2 separate regions of the Mus musculus genome follow, and region 2 is linked to region 1. The links are chromatin loops, found by intact Hi-C in ENCODE. Cell type or tissue: gastrocnemius. All regions are shown on one strand. Links, peaks and the distances in the headings refer to the core of each region. The heading gives the core; the rest is flanking DNA.

Region 1 (10,125 bases), core at 1,132-9,131:
ACCAGGTGCACTGGAACTCTTCCTTGTGCCTGACACGTGGCTCTGCACCCCTGGGTCATGTGGGGCTCACTGTGGCACACTGTGGCCACTGGAGTTCTCTAGCCCAAGGCCACCCCAAATATAGTCAACATGCCCTACTTCCATTGTGTGTAAAGGGAAACTCCGGAGACACAGGGCTGTGCAGAGGCCTGTTCACCACCACAGCCCGGACAGCAGTCTGTCAAAGCGGTGAGAAAGGAGAACACATCTCAGGTGACCATGGAGAGAACTTTCACCTTAGAGCACAGCTGGCGATGCTGAATGTCCACATGGGCTGTGGACCCCACGGGATCTGCTGCTACAAACCCCTCATGATTACTGGGCTCCTGGAAGTGTCCTGGCTCAAAAATATGCTTTTGCCCAAAGTAGAATTATTTGTCACAACTTAAATTTAGAAAGTGCTGCCCTGACCGCTTTTGCAATCTTGGGCCTTGTTTCAGCAGCATTCAGAATCTTCTCTGCTTTCTAGAAGACGCCTGTCACCAGTGGGTGGGAGACCACAGCTGCCCACGGGACAAAATCAGGACTACCCACTCATTGGTGTAAATAAAACTGCCATGATCCCTTATAGTCTCTGGCTGCAAGGGCAGAGCTAGGCAGATGTCGCAGGAGTCCTGGGGTCCATGAAGCCATCTTCAGACAAGTTAGCCAAGGCCACTCTAGCAGAAATTCCAGAGGGCTGAAATGACCAACATCAGGGTCATCAGGACCAGCACCCCACCAAGGAAAAGTCCCTGGGTGAGCTTCTGGTCTGCGTGGTCACTGAGCACCTACTGTCAAACAGAACAAGAGGAATGTGACCGAGTTCAGGCCTGCCGCAGGCCGTGCGTGAGTCTTACCAGAAGGTCTGTTTCGCCGTCTGGATGACATTTGCTGACATCTCCACATCGATGTAGTCGTAGTGCAGCGCTCCTGGGTCCGTGGAGGACCCCGTCTCAGCCAGCAAGATGCCAATCCACCTGCCCATGTCTTCAGACGATGATGCCTGTCACGGGGAAGAGAGACAGAGATGCGTGACGGGAAGGGAAAGAGAACACAGAGTACCTGGGAGAGAGTGCCAGAAAAGAGATTCATAAGAGTAATTACATCGGAGCCACAGCAAGTTACAAAGTGTGCTGGCTGCCTGGCCTGGAGACCATGCAGGTGGGCGCTCTACCCCATGACTCCCAGAGGTCCTAGCCCAGCCTGTGCTGCAGCGGGTGTGGTATGTGGCGGCAAGCTTGCTTCTCTTATCTGGATACTATTGAAGACAGCTTATCTTCAAGTCCACTGCATCTTTGCAGGTGTGACACTTTTCTGTAGTTTTGACTAGCTCTGTGTTTACTGTTTTAAAGACATCTGTAGGTGCCAGACCTTATAGCTTCTTTAAAGTTTTTTTTCCATACTACCTTTAAAATTATCCTTATTAAAATTTTAATCCATCCTTGTTAAGTGTTTTTGTAGGCAGGTAACAGCCCAAGAGAAAAAAAAATAGACTTGGCTGCTTGCTGTCGGATCAGTGAGAGCTAGGGTAGATACAGCATCCCAGAACTGGATGAGATATGCATTTTTGCACGGCAGCCACCAGGGGGCAGTCATCCTCCTCGTCCCTGAGACTATCTGGGCCAGTGAGTCCTATAGAGATAATATAAGGTCCGAGACAAACCAAAAATAAGCCAAACAAAAACCTACTATGAAAACAATTTTGGAAATAAGTACCCACATGCTGAAATTCAAGATGTTGGCTGCGTGCCTGGACACCTTGACACTGCTCAGAGTCCCATACCCACACCACAGCCATTTAAGATTGGGCTCTGCGTCTGGTGGATGGCATGTATGTCAGCCGCTGATACAAGCCTAACACAGCCTCACTTCTGCTGACCTTGTGGCACGAACATACTGACATGAACCCTGGAAAACATAATTCTTCACGTCTGTGAATGTATGACATGTGTGTGTATCTTAATCATAAGAAGGAGAAAGGAGAAAAGGGGAAAAATAAGTCTGGATTACTGTCAAGTAGAAAAGACCAAAATGGAAGACTGGTGAACTATCCTATAAAGCAGCCAAGCAGACAATAAAGGACATAAGTAGCCACAGGCTTGCTCCTCACAGACCCTACCACAGGGTGTCAGGGGCCCTAACATGTGGAGAGCTTTCCAAAGGACAAGCGAAGGAAACAGTCCTATGTACCTGAGTAGCCTATGCTTAGAAGAAGTATTTTAATGGAGATTTTTTTTCCCCCACAAGGTATTGCCTGCCTAGGCACTTTGAAAAAGTGGGCTCAACGGTTAACGGTTAAGGTGGTTAAGGTGGTGAGTTCAAATCCCAGCAACCACATGATGGCTCACAACCATCCATAATGAAATCTGATGCCCTCTTCTGGGGTGTCAGAAGTCAGCTATAGGGAGCAAGCAGGGCCAGAGTGAGAAGAAAAAGTGTCTGAAGACAGCTACAGTGTACTTACATATAATAAATAAATAAAAATAAATAAATCAGAAAGAAAGAAAGAAAGAAAGAAAGAAAGAAAGAAAGGAAGGAAGGAAGGAAGGAAGGAAGGAAGGAAGGAAGGAAGGAAGGAAGGAAGAAAGAAAGAAAGAAAGAAAGAAAGAAAGAAAGAAAGAAAGAAGAGAAAAGGTGGCCTGTTATTTGGAGCTAGGCATTTAGCTGTGGCAAGCAAAGTTGTCATGCATGATGCTCTTGGAAGCCTGTATCATCCATGACTCTCCAAAAGAGAAACCCTGAAGACAACGTAAAACAGAATTAGCCAAGGGAGGGAAGGGGCTGGATCAAAATCAGTCCCTACAGGGAGCTAGGGTCTTCTGCAGAAGACCTAATCATGCTGTTGACAGAATCTGTGTACACCTCTCTGGATAGCAGCCCCAGGGAAGCCCATACCTCTAGAACAGCCACCTCCTGTCCGTTTCGAAGCAGCCGGAAGGTCAACGGGTGCTTAGAATCCAGGCCCGGGATCACCTCGCAGCCACGGAGGGGGATGGAGACGAGGTGGGTCTTCAGGTCAGCCCTGTCCTTGTGGAGAATGAGTTTGCTGTCCTTCACTCTGCACCAGCGCTCCCGCCAGCGGCTGTTAGAGAGCACATTCAGGTAGCCTGCAAGGAGAGGATGCCACAGCTCAGGCTCCCGAGGAAGCCACGTCCCTTGTCTGTGGTCTTTTACAGAGTGCACGAAACACACGCTCACATCCAGGTTTTAAATGCTCATAAAGAGATAAGAGTCATTATTACACAGCTGCCTTTCAACGGGACCTGGAGGCTCTTCCCCGGACAGAACCCACTGCACGGTATCAGGACCAGTTTCATCTCCTTGGTGTCTACACGGGAACCAGGAAACCGCCTTGAGACAGTGACAGTGGACATGGGGTGGCGAGGAGGGGCTGACAGCTGCCTGCACATAACGGAAGAGAAATCACATGCAAGACGACCCAGCTGCAAACGCTGTAAGCAGAGCACGGGAGACAGAAATAAAAGTATCAGAAGATGAAAACTCTCCAGGAAGTGGGAGGCCCGGGGAGTGGTAAACTCCCCAGCGCTGGATATGTTCCAGCAAATGACGGAACGTGGCTGGTATGAGCTCCCCACCCACAGCCCAAGGCCTCCTCCTGGTCTCTATGTCCCATCCCTGCTTGGGGAAGCCAGAGTTTCATCTCCTGGAGAGACTAACCCAGATGAAAGCTGACTGTGGCATCTGTGGCAGTTGTCCTACTATGGCCTCCAACTGTCCCACTGTGCGCACACCATCTCTCCGAGACTAAGAAAGGATTAGACAGGGAAAGGGTGGCCAGCGGGTAAAAAGGAGGATAGTGGAGAAGGCTAGGTGTCGCTCAGCTTCTTCCAGGTCTTGCACACATACGTACTCAGACCCTCAGTGCTCAGATGAAGGTTTGCACACCTCTGATGAGTTTTTCTTCAAGATATATTCCCAGTGAGTACCCACATATGCAAAATGTGAGTCCTTCTCTGGCTGGGGGCCTCCTGAGTCCACACACTCTTAACACTCTAACATGCATCTCTTGCCTCGTGAGGCGAAGAATCTCTGATGTCACAGACACCAAGACAGAAGCCTGTGAGCACCAGAAAAGGGGACTCTTGTGTTCAGGCAGCTTCTAGACATTTTTCTTCAAGGGCCATCTAGGAAGGAGAAGGAAGGCATCTTCAGATGTGGGGTGCCCTACCAGAGGCCATAGCCAGACCTGATGCCTACATAAAATCAAAGACAGATAAGGGGGATTGTTCCCAGTACAGCTGCAGGTTTCGCTTGAGAAACCGCAGCTAAATGATATTATTCTTTTTAAAGGCTTTTAATGTATAGATGGGACTGTTCTGATTCATTACTGTTTTAAAAGGAAGAAGGAAAGCCCTGCTTTAAAACGCAGTCAGACGAACATCTTACTAGAACTGTTTTGAAGGCTATCAACAGCAATCAATCACGCAGAGAGCCAGGCACTAGACCTCTCTGAGTAGACGTCACCTGTATCAACAGAGCCTAAGTGTTTTCTGAGCGCACGCCCACAAACAGGATGGCAGGAAGGCCTGAAGTAACTTGATCTATTCTGGAGACATGGATCACATGTGCATGGGCTCTTTAGCCACTGTTACAGAGCCACTCTGGACGGGGAGTGGAGGCACATGCCTGTGAGCCCAGCATGCAGCAGGGAGGCTCAGAGAGATCATGAGTTCAAAGCCAACCTGGGCTATATAATAAGACCCTGTCTCAACAACAACCAAAACCAGAAACAAACAAACAAACAAAAAACTAACCAGTGTGGTAACATATATTTTCAGTACTCGGGAAGTTGGATGCAGGACATGAGTTCAAGATGAATCTGTATGACACATGATGACCTTGCCTTTAAAAACAAAAAAAGCTCTGAACTCTAGGGCATATGGGCTTCATGAAGCTGCCAGATAGGGAAAAGATGCATCGTGTGTGAGTCGGCTGAGTTGTCTGTGACTGGGCCTAAGCAAGGATTAGAGATCTAGTGGCACAAGACCCTCCAGTGACCGCACTGTAGAGAGCCTCAAGCAGATAGTCTCAGACGCCAGCCTGGACAGAACTGACAGCAGCACCAGCCCACTCCTCGCTCCTCACTCCGGATGGAGTCTGCCCACAGTCATCAGATGCTGCCGCTTTCCCAACATTTCAGCCATAGAAGGATGATTGCATGAGACAGGTCCTCCCTTAAGTTAAAGCATGACTTCATGGGACATTACCATATTTTAATACATTCTTGGGATTTAAGTTTCAGAGAGAGAGAGAAGCAGGAAACTCAGACATGTTCACAGCTGTGTTTGTCAACAGGCCCCCATGGCACCTCACTTTCTCAAGAAGTGATTCCCAAGTTTTCATTTTCTTGGGGAGGGAACACAGAGGTGAATAAGGTCAGGCGGGGATCTGCCAGATCTTCCAGCTAAAGCAGACATCTGCCACCAGAGGGCGGCAGAGTGCAGCCAGGACCTTAAGACCTGGATGTGGACGGGCTTGGAGGCTTCTGGGGAACAATTAGATGAGGGATTTGTTGTTTGATTTTTCCACTGGTTTTTATTCTTTTTCTATTTTTATAACCCCACTTATATTATAGTAATGTGCTAATATATCTTTAAAACTGGGTAATTTCAGTTTAATATTTTGAGATTCTTTCCACTCCAAATTCTACAGAAAGAAAGGCAAGATTAAACAAGGTCTCGTTTGAATTCTAAAGTTAACTCTACAGGCCTCAGAGTCTACCTTTTTCACCCGAGCCTGGGCAGGGCTGAGTGTGCAGATGTGTTTCGTTGACTTTAAAGCACAGCAGGTAAAGAATAGACAGTGGTGGTAACACAGACCCTTAGCCCCTGCCCAGTTCACCTCCCATGTTCACAGAAACCAAGGAACCGTTGGAACCCACATCCCAGACAAGCAGCCCGAATCCCCAAAGCAATGAGTGGCCTTGCCAGCATCTTCTGGGCCCTGCGCTGAGTGATGGTGACACTGCAGAGCAGTGTCATAATCTAGCAATGCAATGAGGCTTGGACCAGTCTGAGCTCCCAGGTGGACAGCAAGAGGAGGCCTTTGTGCTTGTACCTAGGATGATGTGACTAGTATAAGGCACCTGTGTGGGGCAGAGAGAGGGTAGACAGACAGGAGGAGGGCTGGAGGGAGGGTACATTTCCAGGTCTCACGGCTTTGCTTATAGAATAACAAGAACCCTGGGACTTTGTCAGACCATGGAAGGCCAGGAAAAAAAAATCATCTTGGGTTTGGAGTCTTGGTGTGTCTCTTGGGTACATTACCCGGAGGGCTGCAAACAAGCTGCCCAGACCAACACTAATGCATCCCTCAAAGGCCTCTCAAGGGATGAAGATGGCACCTAGGGCCACCCAGCTACCTCTGCAGCTCTGCTCCCCACCCACGAAAGCCCTGCAAGAGCACCCCAGGAAACCACAGCACCCCGTCTAGCTTAACCAGACTGCAGTGCACAGGTGTGCACCAAGCTCAGCTCAGTAATTCCCGGGACCCTTTTCTGCCTGCTCAGCTGCTCTGCCCTTCTGGCCCCATCAGCTTAGCACTGTCTCCCAGCAGCTGCAGGGGCTCAGCTTGGCAGGGTCAGTCCCCCCGGGCCCCAGTCCAGCTCCCTTCCTCTGCTGAGAGCCCTGCAGCTGCTCTGAAAGGCTGAAAATGGCCATTGTTCCCTGTTCCCCTAGAGACACGTACCCTTACCTCTGGTCTGGCAGAGAGCTGCGTGTCCATTTTAGAGTTGTGCGGACAGAGGCCATTGTCTCGGCAGAAGCCAGAGCTGTGACCAGCAAAGTCTCAGGCCCCTGCTCTCAGGATCACCCAAGCTCTCAAGAAACTGACTAGCATGGAGACAGTAATGCTGTGGGCATCTGTGGGCAGGCCTGCAACGCTGTGCTCTTCTGATAAGGAAGTGCCATGACTTACAGGGAGTCAGAGAGTATTGAGGAGTGGAGTCACCCGCTTGTGAGGGCAGGGGCCACCAATTCTGCTGAGGCCCGAGACTCATGACTTCTCTGAGGCACGCCATTCTCCTCTGCAAGAGGAGGGCCCAGACTGTGACCTCTGACCTGCCTTGCCATGTTAATTAATACACAACCATTCCTCCTTAAAGCATTTCTACCTCTAGTCTTGAATCCCGGCGCTCAGGAGACAGATGCAGCAGGCAGATCTCTGTGAGTTCAAGACCTGCCTGGTGTATATGGTGAGACCGTGTCTCAAAAACAATAATTTCTTATTATCTCTAACCTAGATCAGTTGAAAAAAAAAGCAGAAGCTAAACTCTCCTTAACTCCAGACTGCTGTCATCTCAAGGGCTGATGACAAAGGCAGGAAGAAAGACTATGTCCCCAAGAGCTCCAGGAAGATGGAGAGGTTGGCCAGGAGCAGTGTGGCAGTGTCCCCAGCCTCTCCCAACTCGGTCACAGCTTTGTCCAGCTGTCTGCACTCCAGCCAAGTTCTCTCCTCATAGAAAGGAATATGACATGGAGACCTTCATTACCAGCTGACCTGAGTCTGTCCTGTTCCCAGCAACTACTTGATGATAAATAGTCCAGGGATCTGGGGTGCACGTAGCTCCTGGTACCTATGGATGCTATTATTCTTTCCTGACTCGGAACCCAAGGAGGGGAATCAGTAGGAAAGAGGGGACTGTAAACAGAATGACTCTGAAGGAAGCGTGTGTTCACACTGATGGGAAGCAGGCTCTGAATAGTAATCTACAAGGGCGTATTCCTGGTCTTGTTTTGTTCTGGTATAGGGTCTTACTATGTTGCTGTGGCTGGTTAGTACTCAGTACATAGCCCAGGATAGCCCAGACTAGTCCAGTCTAGCCCAGAATAGCCCAGGCTGGCCTTATTGGCAATAACCCTCTATGCTTCTGCCCCCTTGGTACTAGGATTACAGGCATGTACCCTCATACCAGGTTCCATTCTTGGTACTAGGATTACAGGCATGTACCCCCCATACCAGGCTCCATTCTTGATATTTTTAAGGAAGGAAAGGGCCTGGAGGTAGGACACTAGCCTAGAGCATCTCTAGTACTATAAACAAATCAAAATCGAAAGGCGAACATTCCTTTGCATTTATGAAGTTTTCCTCCTTGAAAGAGCTACTCAGTTCCCCTAAATGTGGCTACTAGGACTGTTACAGTGTGGTGTTGTTACCATTCTTGTGGACGCTGTACCCAACAGCCTGCCCACAGCCTAACTTAGGTGCCATGATAGCACCCTCCACTGCTTTGCTCTCCACATGGTGGGCACAGCTGGCTGTTACATACGCATTCCTCTGGTTCGTGTCCCTGGTTGGTTCCTCTCTTTAGCCCCTAGCCTAGACACCAGGCAGGCAAGACTGGCTTGGTGACTGCTATAGACCATATGCTTTACCCAATCTCTGACAAAATAGCATCACACACACATACATACACACACACTGGGGGTGGGGGACAGAGACAGACAGACAGAAGACAACACTGTGAACATGAGATGACCACACAGCTCTGTCTGCAACTTAAGTTCTAGGTGTGACCCAAAGGAGACTCAGTTCTAGAGCTTTGGCCTGTTTGGTGCCTGTGTCCAAGTCTGGAAACACTGGCGAGAACTCGGGGAAGAGACAGAGAACATTGGTATTTACCTTGAAAAAACCATGGACCAGCATCACAAGCCCTTGGAGATACTTCTATTACTAAAGGCTGAAACTGCTCTCCACACTTCAGACAGCCCCAGAGCACACCCAGGGATAGTCTGCTGACACATGGCAGGGTCTTACCACAAGTGGGCACATCCTCCTCTGCTGATGATGTCTGCTCATCTGTGGATGGCTTCTTCTTTCCCAGACCGATGATCTTGGTAATTTTCTTCCCAGTGACCTTGGACACAGTCCCCTTGGCCTCTGACTTGGAAGGTTTCTTCCTCTTTGCTGTCAACACAAAAGTGTGTCTTAACCATTGGTGTTAAGTGGGAATGTCACAGCGCTGATCGCCAGGCATTTCCTCCTCTCCAAACTGTCACTCATCGTACACATGAACACCTGTGACGAGCCAGCTGGGGATCCAGATGCTGGGGCAGCAGAAGGATATGGCTATACTCAGGAAGCCCGCACTGCAGAGAGGATCAGGTATGAACACATGTGCATACAGGCATGTGAGCATTACCATCCATACATGACGTACTCACGGCAACAAAGGATGGCAAAACCCACATGGAGATACGAGTTACTTGGAGAACGGATGAACGGGTGAATGGTCACACAGAGCCTGCCCAGGGCAGAGTTGACTGCTCAGATGTAAAGAATGAGATATGCCTGTCTCAGAGGAAGCAACTCCCAGGCTGACACAGATCATCAGTGTGTTAAGATGCAGGGGCCCAAGGAACCAAGGGGAGCTAGTACCACTGCCGCAGTAGCATGGTTGACAAGGGGCAGGTCCTTAAGAAAGGGAGAGGAATGTGGGTCCTCATTGGTGGTCTATCCTGTCCATTTTGGACACTACGCTGAGCTTCTCTGTGCAGAGCTCTCAGACGAGAGCCTACCTTTCGATCCATCACCTCACATTTTAATCAGGACAGTGATGGCTAGGAATGATCTGTTAGCATATAAACCTAGAAACATGCTGTACAATAAGAACTTTTGTCTTCTGCAAAAACCAGAAGACCTGAAAATCCTGGACTCCCATATGCAGTATCTTGGTGCAGAGTCCATGCCAGTGATAATGACTCCTGGTTCTGGCACAGGGCAGTTCTCATCTCTCTAGACCAGGCCACAGAGGGAAGCTGACTGTGAGCTGGTTTCCTGAATTTGCTCTTACTCAGACATGTGTAGCCCTCTCCTCCCCTCAAGGTTTCATCCATGAGTTGAGCTGAATCACAGGATGAGACTCAGACAAGTCAGAATGGATGCATAAGGGCCCACTCGGAGCTGAGGGACCTGATCCTTCTACTCGAGAGCAACTCCGGGCAAAGGCTAGTCAGCCCATCTCGGTCTCTTAAGAATGTCAGTCACATGCTAGAGCTGGGTGTGAGGCTTTCCCAAGGGTCTCCTCCACTGGAACACAGCCTCCCTGGGCTGCAGTTCTACATCAAGACCCATGCAGCATCACCT
Region 2 (10,125 bases), core at 1,481-9,480, 100 kb after region 1:
AACTGAGGGCCACGGCACAGGACACTCTAGCCTTGGTATGGAGTGAGAACTCAACCAAGTGTTCTCCTGGCCAGACACTTCTCTGCTGCAGCTACGTGGACTTTTCAGACCCACACTTGTCTTCCTCGGATGACCTCCCTGCTCTAGATCAGCAGAGATGCCAGGAAATTTCTCCTTCAAGTTGGCCCCTCGACACAACAGCACGTGGTATGGGACCACCGCGGGCTCCTTGGTGTACCATGCAACCCAGCTTTCCCACCCCTCTGCAAAGCCAACATAGCTGGGTCTGTGGCTACATTCCTTTGTCTTTGAAGATTCCTGGGTCCTTGGATCTGAGCCCTGTGCTGACACAATGGCAGCACCCCTCCTGGTATGTGTGTGGGGAACCTGATCTTGTGACTGAGATCTGTGGCGTCTCAGCAGATACCTCCCTACCTCGCCTTACCTCCAGCCGTGTCCGGTCCACGTCTTTGGGCAGTTTCACACGAATTCGGTTTGTTACGATGAGGGAATCATAGGGATATATCTGCAGGAAAGACACCACAGGGTTATCTTGAGAGACAAGTACCCCTGAGCTGACCAAAAGGCAAACCCGAATACATACTTGTGTGGGCTGCAGACATGCACATTTCATAGAGAAAACGCAACAAAAAGGATCTTTTAACCTGGGCAGGTGCAGCGAGGTGGGAGACATCGGTTAGTGAAGGCAGTCCCTTACCTTATACTCTGTAAGAGAAGAGCAGAGACCACAGGGCTGCCTTAGAAATGAAAAGAATCCATGCCCAGGATGAGAGCAATCCTCTTCCTGGGCAACTCCCACCCCCAGTCAGCTGGGCCGTGCTTGGTCGCTGGTCCCCTGAGCAGCCTTCATGGGACTCTGATCTTAGATTTTTAAGAGATTTCAAGGCTCTCCCACAGCAAACTGAGAGCAGGAGGCATGGCCAGGAGGCTGCAGGCCACACTGGAAGCTGTGTCTCGGCACTGTGCTTCTCGGCTGGGAGATGTCTTTCCGGGTGGTGTTCAAGACTACTCTGAGAAAGACATCAGTCTCAGTTTACCTAGACATGCAATGGGCTCTCCAGGGAAACTCTCTGAGGGGTGTTGTGGAGTCTGATGCCTTTAATGATGTGTATCTCTCCACCCCTCTACCACAGTCCTACCTCAATTGTCTTTTCTTCTTTTTTTGACAAGGTCTCACTGAGCTTAGGCTAGCCTTGAACTTACTATATAGCTGAGAGTGATCTTGAACTCTTGATTCACCTGTCTTCTGACCCAAAGTGCTGGGATTACAGTATGCACCATCACATGTAGTTTATATGGTACTGGGGATTACATCCAGGGTATGACAGGCAAGCCCTCTGCCACCCAAGCCACATCCTAGGCCCTCTTGATCATGCTTCGCTTCCTGTTTTAAACACCCGAGCTCTGAACTGCTCCTTCTGACAAGGGTTTTCTCTAGACTTAAGGTATCAGATAGAAGCTAACACGATGGCAGGGGCTCCATACACACAGGAAGGGTCACGAGAATCTGGCCTTCAAAATCATTCTGGAAGGAAGATGCCTGTATGAGACAGGCCCTTGGTCTTCCAACTTGAGACTCTGGAGTGCCAGCTCCATGGCTGGAGACTGAAACAACTACGTTAAGAGCAGGTTGGATGCTGCCATCTGTGTTCGAACTGGTATGCAAAAGCAAGATATCCCCACCCCCCGAGCATTCCAGAGGAGCACAGTGAGGGTAGCCAAGTGCATGACCCTATTCAGAGCTAGGGGAGCAGCCTTGAATGGAGTGCCTGTCACATGACCAGCTGGCCACTCACACACATGTCAGCAAACACGTGGATAAGGGCAAAGATGGGGTTTGACTTGCACTGTTCAGCTCAGACCCTGGAAGCTGTTTACTTATAACTGCTGTACTCCAAGAGATGCACAGCACTAAAAAGCCATGACAGGCCCCTGCAGCATAGGATGAAAAAGCTGAGGGCCATCAGGTACCCCTCCATGAGGTACCCTTCATCCATGGTGCAGAGCCTTCTGCCAGCAGGTCCCGGAGGGGTCGTCTCAGAATGAGACTGATCAACATGTGCTAGTGATTCTGGCCAAGCCAGAGACCCACGGGGGTCCCCATTGTGTGTACCTCGCGTGCCCCAGCTGGCATCCGGGTCTGCTCCACAAGGGGCCAGGTTGGCATTCTGGAAGAGAGAAAGAGAGAGAGACCGGCAAGAGGCAGGTTGCATGGGGCGGGCAGTAGGGGGCTGGAAGACAGCCCCCGATGCATCCTGGGTCCTCATACATCTGGGAGAGGAGAGTGTTTGACAGGTTTAGGTGACAAACAGATGTTGTCACCTAACGTTGAACATTGGAAAGTGAATATCCGGGAACCTGCCCTGTGGGCTGCTGGCTTTCACACCTGCCTCAGAAGCCTTTGAACCCTACCTGTCTGATCAACTCTGCCCTCCCTTTAAACATGAGCTCTGGTGCCTGGATCCTGCTCTGAAGCTGGCATGACCTACAGGACAGTTCAGCGCCCTTTCCTGTACTAATGCTGTGATAGGGCTAACGTGTGATATCTCCGTTCCTCCTTGTAAAAAGCAGCTTCAATGTGCTGTTCCCACACTCTAGGTAGACCCGAGAGTCACCCCGTCTCACTGTGACTATATGATGGCAAAGGGGTACCCATATATATGACTGCTGCCTCCTGGGGGCTATGCACTGTTCTTACTGTATCCCCAGAGTCCCCAGCTACGCAGTCCAGAGCACCAATGTCGGTGCTTTAAGACAAAAGGGGCCCTGGCCTCCCTCTGGAAACCATAGGCATCCCCACAGCTCCAGGTTCCCAAAAGGATCCTGGTGTCCAGAAGTCCCTAATACGCTGGACAGAGAGAGTGGCCTTGCTCTGATAATCATACTCAAGTAGTAACATTCTAGACAGGAAGTGGGCAGCTGACCATTGCCTGACTCAGGCTCTTCTCTCAACTGCTCATGGCTGTCATTAACAAACTGTCATCTCAGAACCATCTTGGTCATTAAAGGTCTTTTTTCTTTCTCTTCTTCCCACATGGAAAACCCCATCTGTACAAGCTACCCCTGTCTATGGGGACCCTGCCACTGCAAAGCGCACTGGGCCCCCATGGGGCTGCAGCATCCCTGTCCCATCTGACTCCTGCCACGGCCATGCCTGTTGTCTACACACGGATTGTGGGGTGAGCCGAGCTCCCTGAAGAATGTCTGACAGTACTCCAGGGCCCAGCACAGTCCAGGGGCTGAAACGGGGTCAGAGCTGTTGGGCAGAGTTTCTGAAACAGGCCCCAGGGATTGCATTTCAGCAGAGCACTGCAGGTAGAGGTACCCTGTGCTCCGGCTGCAGATACAGTTACAAGGAAAGCTGCTTCCGATGGACCGATGGACCGTAAAGCAGGCGAAAAGTGGGGCACAAGCTGTAAGCAGGCTCTACACCCCAGAGAATGTGGAAGCAGAGACACCCCATGCACTAAGACCCTTCATCTGAAACAAGGAGATGGAGGCCCAAAGATCTGCTGCTACCTCCTTTCTACCTCAGCTGGATTCTGCAGGCTGTGACTGGCTGTGGAGAGGGTGAGTGTACACACAAGGAGTTGGAATGGGCCTGTCTTTAAAATTTCTGATATTTGGCTTACCATGGACTTTTGGGCATGGGTGTGCATTTCTCTCTTTTCCTTCCTTCCCTTCCCTTCCCTTCCCTTCCCTTCCCTTCCCTTCCCTTCCCTTCCCTTCCCTTCCCTTCCTTCCCTTCCTTCCCTTCCTTCCCTTCCTTCCCTTCCTTTCCTTCTCTCCTTCCTTCCTTCCTTCCTTCCTTCCTTCTTTCCTTTCTTGATTTGTTTGTTTGTTTGTTTGTTTGTTTTGAGCTGTCTTGGCTGGTCTAGAATTTGCTATGTAGACCAGGCTGACCTCAAAATCATAGACATCTACCTGTCTTTGCCTCCCCAGTGCCAGGATTAAAAGCATGCACCACCAAGTCCAGAAGACCTGGGTTTCCAACACAACTTCAATGACTCAATCTAAGGGTTCTACCCTAGTTTGCCCTACTGGGCTCTAAGCCCTACATCCTTAGCTAGGGGTCTTTTTTTTTTTTTTTTTTTTTTTTTTTTAAGACTCTCTTTATTGTTTTTTTTTTTTTTTTTTTTTTAATTTATTTATTTATTATATGTAAGTACACTGTAGCTGTCTTCAGACACTCCAGAAGAGGGAGTCAGATCTTGTTACGGATGGTTGTTAGCCACCATGTGGTTGCTGGGATTTGAACTCTGGACCTTCGGAAGAGCAGTCGGGTGCTCTAACCCACTGAGCCATCTCACCAGCCCAGCTAGGGGTCTTATCATCAGGCAATAACTCTCCATGACCTCACTCCTTCACCTTTCCCCTTAGAAGTTTTCAAAAACAGCTTTGGGAACATTTTCTCAGCCTAAGACCAGTATCCCAGGCACATGGGTCCATGAGAGAGCCTCTGGTGCAAACTGAGGCCAGTCTGCCTTGGCCAAGCCTTTGCAGCTAGGACAGATTTATGCAAAGGAGGAATGCTGCCACCTAGTGCTTGGAATCTCAAGTCGCAAGCAGCCAAGCACCTGCAACAACAAGCAAAAGGAGCGTCCTCCAGCCATCTAGGTCTGAGGAAAGGGAGGAAGGATAGGGACTGGGCCAGCCTCCAAATGGAGGAACTTCTAGAGCAGAAAAAGTAGAGTCTACGCCCCATGTGTCTCTATAGACCACTCAGTGCAAGCAAGTCTTAGGCTAACCATCTGTGAGGCCCAGCAGCAGAGCTGAGGGGCAAGAACCAGCCCAAGGCTGTACGTACTGCCTGCCCCTGTGTAACTCCTCTGTAGTTCTCAATGAGTGCCAGGGCTGTCAAAGGTGATATGTTATATATCTTCCCCATCTGGGCACGTATGCGCTCTACTGACACGTTCTCTAATCTCGCTGTACCCCACAAGGTTGGACACACCCACAGGCTTTACTGTCCAGGCTCAGAGGGGTCAAGCATCTTTGCTGAGTTCACACAGAAAACACACAGGACTGGAGGAGTTTGAACCCATGGGCTTTGCTTTCCCAAGATTATACTATGGTTGCTCGTAGGAATGAGGTCATGGCCACCCACACCGGCTGCTGTGATTTTCCTGCTAAAGCCACATAGGAATGAGAGGCCTGACTCAGCAGACGCTGGTGTGGAAGAGGGGCTGGGGGCTTGCTTTTGAAGTCATGACTCATTTGGAAACTATTATCCATTCAGAGCTCATGGAAAGATCTCATAGTCAAATGTGTTCTCATAATCACTCAGATATAAGAACCAGGCTTCCCACCCTCGTTAGTTCTAGGAAATAAAGACTATGAAAGTTACATAGCTTGTTTCAAGATGGCTGGGAATTCAGGGTTCTTTAATTCAAACACATGCTCTCTCCAGAATCTCAGCTGAAGATCTATAGTCACCAACAGACCACTCCCACCCCCCGAGCCCCCATCCTGTGCCTCTTTCAGAGACAGGTCTTATAGAGCCCAGGTTAGCCTTGAACTCACTATGTAGCTAATGCTGGCCTTAAACTCCTGGTCCCTTTTTCTCTTTAAACACTTAAAATATATATAAATTTACAATTTTTGAGGCAGGGTCTCACCATGTAGGCTAGGCTATCCTGGAATTTTCTATACAGACCAGGCTGGTCTTGAACCCACTGGTATCTGCCTGCCTCCCAAGTACCAGGGTTAAAGGTGTGCATCGCCATGCTCAGCTGACATAAACATTTTTGGAGTTTTATGAACACATGGAAACTGGATTCAAAAGGTATTAGTTTCTGCATTTATCTACTGGTTCAAGCTTGTGAGTGAGTTACTCTGTAGTCTTGGTGACTCTTATTTACTAGATCTATGTCTGATTTTAAGACTGTGCAAGGCACCTATATAAGTTGTCTGTGACTGCTGGGTTGTTTGATGCCTTTACGTTTCTGTCACTGTTTCATGAGGACACTGCCACTCTCCATTCCTGCTCTCCCTTCATATATTACCTATTTGAAACTTAATTTCACTGTCATAGCATCATGTCTCCCAAATCTTTTTCTTATTATTTCTGTTTGAGAATATGTTTTCAGTGTGTATCTTGCTATTTTTTAACCCAACCTGACAGCCTGTTTTTTTTTTTTTTTTTAATGTTGGAATTTAGTCTGTTCACAGGTAACATCAGCATTTCTCCAAGTGGGACTTCTTCCAAGGAACAGCCACAAGGACCTTCAGGTGGCCAGTCACTATTCTCTTACGGATGGGCGGGCCAGCCAGCACACGTCAATCATTACTGACTTATTTAAAGGGAGACCTGCAGCAGGTGGCTGCTAGTCTGCTGGACTATGACCATCTTCCTCCTGTGGCAGGTTTGGGTTATCAGGACATTCTCATGCCCTTTGACAGGTACAACACTAGGGGTCACTAGGTCTTGTGACAAACCCCTCTTGGAGCAGGACTTGGGAGAACTTCTGTTCCTTCAGACACGGGACACGGTAAAAGGGTCGTGATCATGACTGTCCAGTCTTCACTGTCAGGAAGCTGACTGCTGCTTTGGTAGCTTTTCTCATGCAATGCAATTTGTTTGTTTTTGACAGAACATTCTCCTGAGGCTCCCTCCTCTCTTTTGGATCTTGCTCTCACTGAGCCTGTACTTTGATTTAGACTACCCCCTCACCCCGAGATCCTTTCCGATAGCAAAGCACTCAATGAATTATTTGAGTCTGAGGCACTGCAGGTCACTGGCAAAGGTTTGTGGGCAAGCACTACAGGAACTCCAGAGAGAAGAGCCAGGTTTGAACTGTTGAGCATGGCTGTAAAAGACTGTCTGGGTGACTGAATAGCTAGCCTTCTGACGAGGATGCATGGATGGATGTACAGGTATTGGAGGAGTGAGGATGGAAAAGAGCATGCACAGAAAACTAGGGATCCCAGAGCCAAGTGGAAAGTCAGAACTCTTGTGAGGATGGACTCCACCTTGGGGAATTCAAGCCCAGGGCACTTAGGTCTGCCTATTCTCCCCTCCCACATTCACATAAGATCTGCCTGTCAGTCCTGCAGAGTTAAGATGATGTTCACAATAGTTCCAGGAGGAAGATGGACCCACTAGGGTCCACAGCACCTATTCTCAAGAGAACTTGGTAGAAACCATGGCCTTTGCAGACATGGAAGCTCCCCAATGTGAGAGGAGAGCTGAGATTCTCCCAGGTGGTCACCTTCTGTGTGTCCTCCTAGAGTGCTGGCTGCACACAGGCTGGGCATGCAGACAGCCCAGAGTCCTTACCTTCCTCTCAATCACAAAGCAAACACCTAGGACCTGGCTTGAATGGGGGCACATATTAGCTAGGTCAAGCTGGGACACTGGCACCTCTGGGCCCCTTGCTTTGAGAGCAACTGTTCCAGGTAAAAAAAGAGAACCTTCCAGAGAGACAGACAGAGTTCCCATATCCGTATATCCCTGACTCTAGGTAGAGAGTCTTACATCTGATGTTAGAGGAATCCTGTTTCCAGCCTCCCTTGCTTTCCCTGTGGAAGACAGATCCCATTGGAAACTTAGAAGCATGCAACATGCAAGGTCCATTTCAGAGCAGGAAGGAAGATCAATGGGTGGGAAGGACCATGAACCTCTAGAGGTGCCTGCACGGGGAACACCCTGAGTCTAGGTCCTGAACAGAAGCACAGGAAATCAGAGCCTGAGAAGGTAGAGAAAACAATGGCTAGTCCCCAAAGGATGCCTGTGGCCACTGGAGATACCTCCCTGGTCATCAGAGTGTCCCATAGAGAAAAGGATAATCCAGACAGTTGGCCCTGAGTTCACATTGGAAAAGACCACTCCAGCAACACACACACACACACACACACACACACACACACACTCATTTCATTCTCTTGAGAAGTGGATTGTCTTGATTTATATACAACTTCCTGACACTAGGAAAGTTTTCCTCGGTGATGGAGATTCTCCTGGGGTTCTGTGCTGCATGAAGCTTGGTAGGTTCTGGATCATTAGCACACCTCAGCCTAGAGATCTTCACTGAGAGCCAACGTGGTTATAGGCTCCTCATAAAGGGCACTGGACCAGGGCACATGCCTGGCTCTCTTTGTGGAGTCAGGCTAGAGACTACCTGCACTTGCCTTTGTGTATTTTGAGATTGGGAAGAGGATAAGAGCCCATGCCCAGTGACCACAGACCACATGCTAGTACATGGGATGAGCACGGCTCCATAGACACAGGAACACATTAGCCATGGGGAAGGGTATGGGGCTGAAGAGCATCTCAAAGCAGCCCTAGTCATTCTGGGTGACCTACAGCTCCCCTGCCTTACACACTGGGGACTCTTTGGCTTCTGGGGCACAGCAGAAAAGAGTCAGAGTATAGCTGGTTGTGGCCTGGTAATTTTTGACATGGAAAAGGCTACAGTCACAGCGTCTTTAGCAGAACATCAGGCAGAGGCAAGCAGGCAAGCAGGATCCCTGCCTCTCCTTGCGATGAGGTCACAAAGCTATGGGGATGAGTGCAGGTAGGCAGCAAGTGATGGTTAGTGCCCCACGGGTAGGGAGGGTCCAAGTACCTACCCGGAGGTCCAGGCCATCCTTCCTGGGTCCTGGAAGAGTGTCAGGTTTGGAATAAGGAAAGCCTGTAACAGATACAGCACAGCCTCGTCACCCACCCAGCCTGACCAGGGGAAGGCAGGGTCCATAACACTTCCAGCAGAGGGACAGGATAGGCAGGTGACAACAAGCAGAGGTCCCTAAAGATAATCTGCCTGCCTTGCTTGTGACCTTTTATCCCCAGGACCCAGAGTGACATCTGAGCCAGTTATCCACATCATTCCTATTTGGGGGCCCAATACAGCTGGTACCCAGGTTTAGGATAAGCCTCAGTATCACATTACCTACGCTAGCTCCTCTCCTAGACTTGTGACCTCCTAGGCCAGGTAGGACTGTGCCATCCTGTGATAGCCACCACAGGCCACCACCAGCCACATAGGATTGGGGATCTTTGAGGCTGGGGGGAATCTGAAATTCAAATAGGGATTAATTATTAGTGCCTCTTGAAACAGAATGGGTGGGGCAGAGACCCAGGGATCCTTGCTGCTCTAGCATGAGGCCAAAGGCCATGGAAGCTACTGGGCAGCAGGGAAAAGGCTCAGAGGGCCATGGACCACATCACTCACCATTCACACCAAGAACTGGCATGAGGCAAGTCAGAGCTGCCCACCCACCCTGTTTGGCCCAGCTGCTAAGCATGCTGGGCTAGGCATTCCATTTCAGGATCCTGCAGAGAGCCTGGGCTCAACTTGCGACCAGACATGGAGAGACTCACTTGCTACCAGGTTACAATGAGATGGTTCCAGATGTGGTTGGAAGGGGTCTAACTTCAAGGGCACTAGTCTCGGATTTCTCTCAGCAGAGGAACCTGGTTGGATCATGAAGCCCTCGTTGAAATACTGAGCGGGAGAGAGCTGGAAGATGGGATGCTGGGCCAGAATGCTGGGCCACTCCTGCTTTTCCTGCCTCTTTGTGGCCTAGGTCAATGCACAGCCTGCTCTTTGCATTTTACAGAGAAAGGGCTTAACACCTCCTCCTCACTCAAAGCCATGGGGTCCCTCCCCAAGACACCTGCTTCCCAATTATACACAAAGTCTCTTCTGGTCTCCCAAGGGATCCACTGTGGAAACCCAGGGGCCTCTGCTAGCTGAAGGTGCTAGATGCAGCGAATGCTTCTCAAAGAGGAGGTCAGCAGCAATAAAGAACTTGCCTGTTGGCTGGGTTCTCAGCTCTACCCCGACCCTATTGCTACTGAACTCAGATTCTGCAAGCCTTCCAGGCCTTTTGGATGAACACAAACAGCAAATATCTCAACTGTATTTCTGGCCTGCTAGTCGGGGGACTGCACACGGTCCCCCCAGGCTCTATGGTCAACCTCTCACACATAGTAGCAATCTTATTTCCATAGGTCACACCATGTCCCCCAATCCTTACAGCCATCCCAGACTGGTCAATTACAAAAACAAAAAGATTCATTGTGTTTTTAGTTATGTGTATGTGTGTGTGGTATGGGCGTGGTCTGTGCTGGTGCCCATAGGCAAGAAGAAGAGGTCAGAT

What was found. A loop is a pair of places that touch in the nucleus more often than their neighbours do. Peaks named below come from ENCODE experiments on the same cell type or tissue, not always from the same donor. Only the 100,000 strongest peaks of a DNase experiment are listed, where the experiment ranks them.
Region 2: it touches region 1 in a loop (5-fold over the local background); 38 of 42 quality-filtered maps call a loop at or near these places.

Annotation. Positions count from the first base shown.
Region 1 is chr5:35,967,391-35,977,515 of GRCm38, reverse strand. It overlaps Afap1 (actin filament associated protein 1), which reads right to left. Exons shown (of 17, transcript NM_027373.2): 9 at 8,797-8,946; 10 at 2,917-3,128; 11 at 879-1,024. Among named protein-coding and RNA genes, the nearest start is that of Afap1, 79 kb to the right of the region's middle. In gastrocnemius, for the core only: CTCF peaks have their summits at 1,609 (motif pointing right) and 5,460 (motif pointing right); DNase peaks (open chromatin) are centred at 1,635, 3,595, 5,471 and 6,616; H3K4me3 peaks cover 317 bases; H3K27ac peaks cover 3,682 bases.
Region 2 is chr5:35,865,234-35,875,358 of GRCm38, reverse strand. Ablim2 (actin-binding LIM protein 2) reads right to left here. Exons shown (of 22, transcript NM_001177696.1): 18 at 8,593-8,654; 19 at 2,135-2,189; 20 at 719-726; 21 at 446-526. Among named protein-coding and RNA genes, the nearest start is that of Afap1, 23 kb to the left of the region's middle. In gastrocnemius, for the core only: a CTCF peak has its summit at 4,566 (motif pointing left); a DNase peak (open chromatin) is centred at 4,563; H3K4me3 peaks cover 221 bases; H3K27ac peaks cover 981 bases.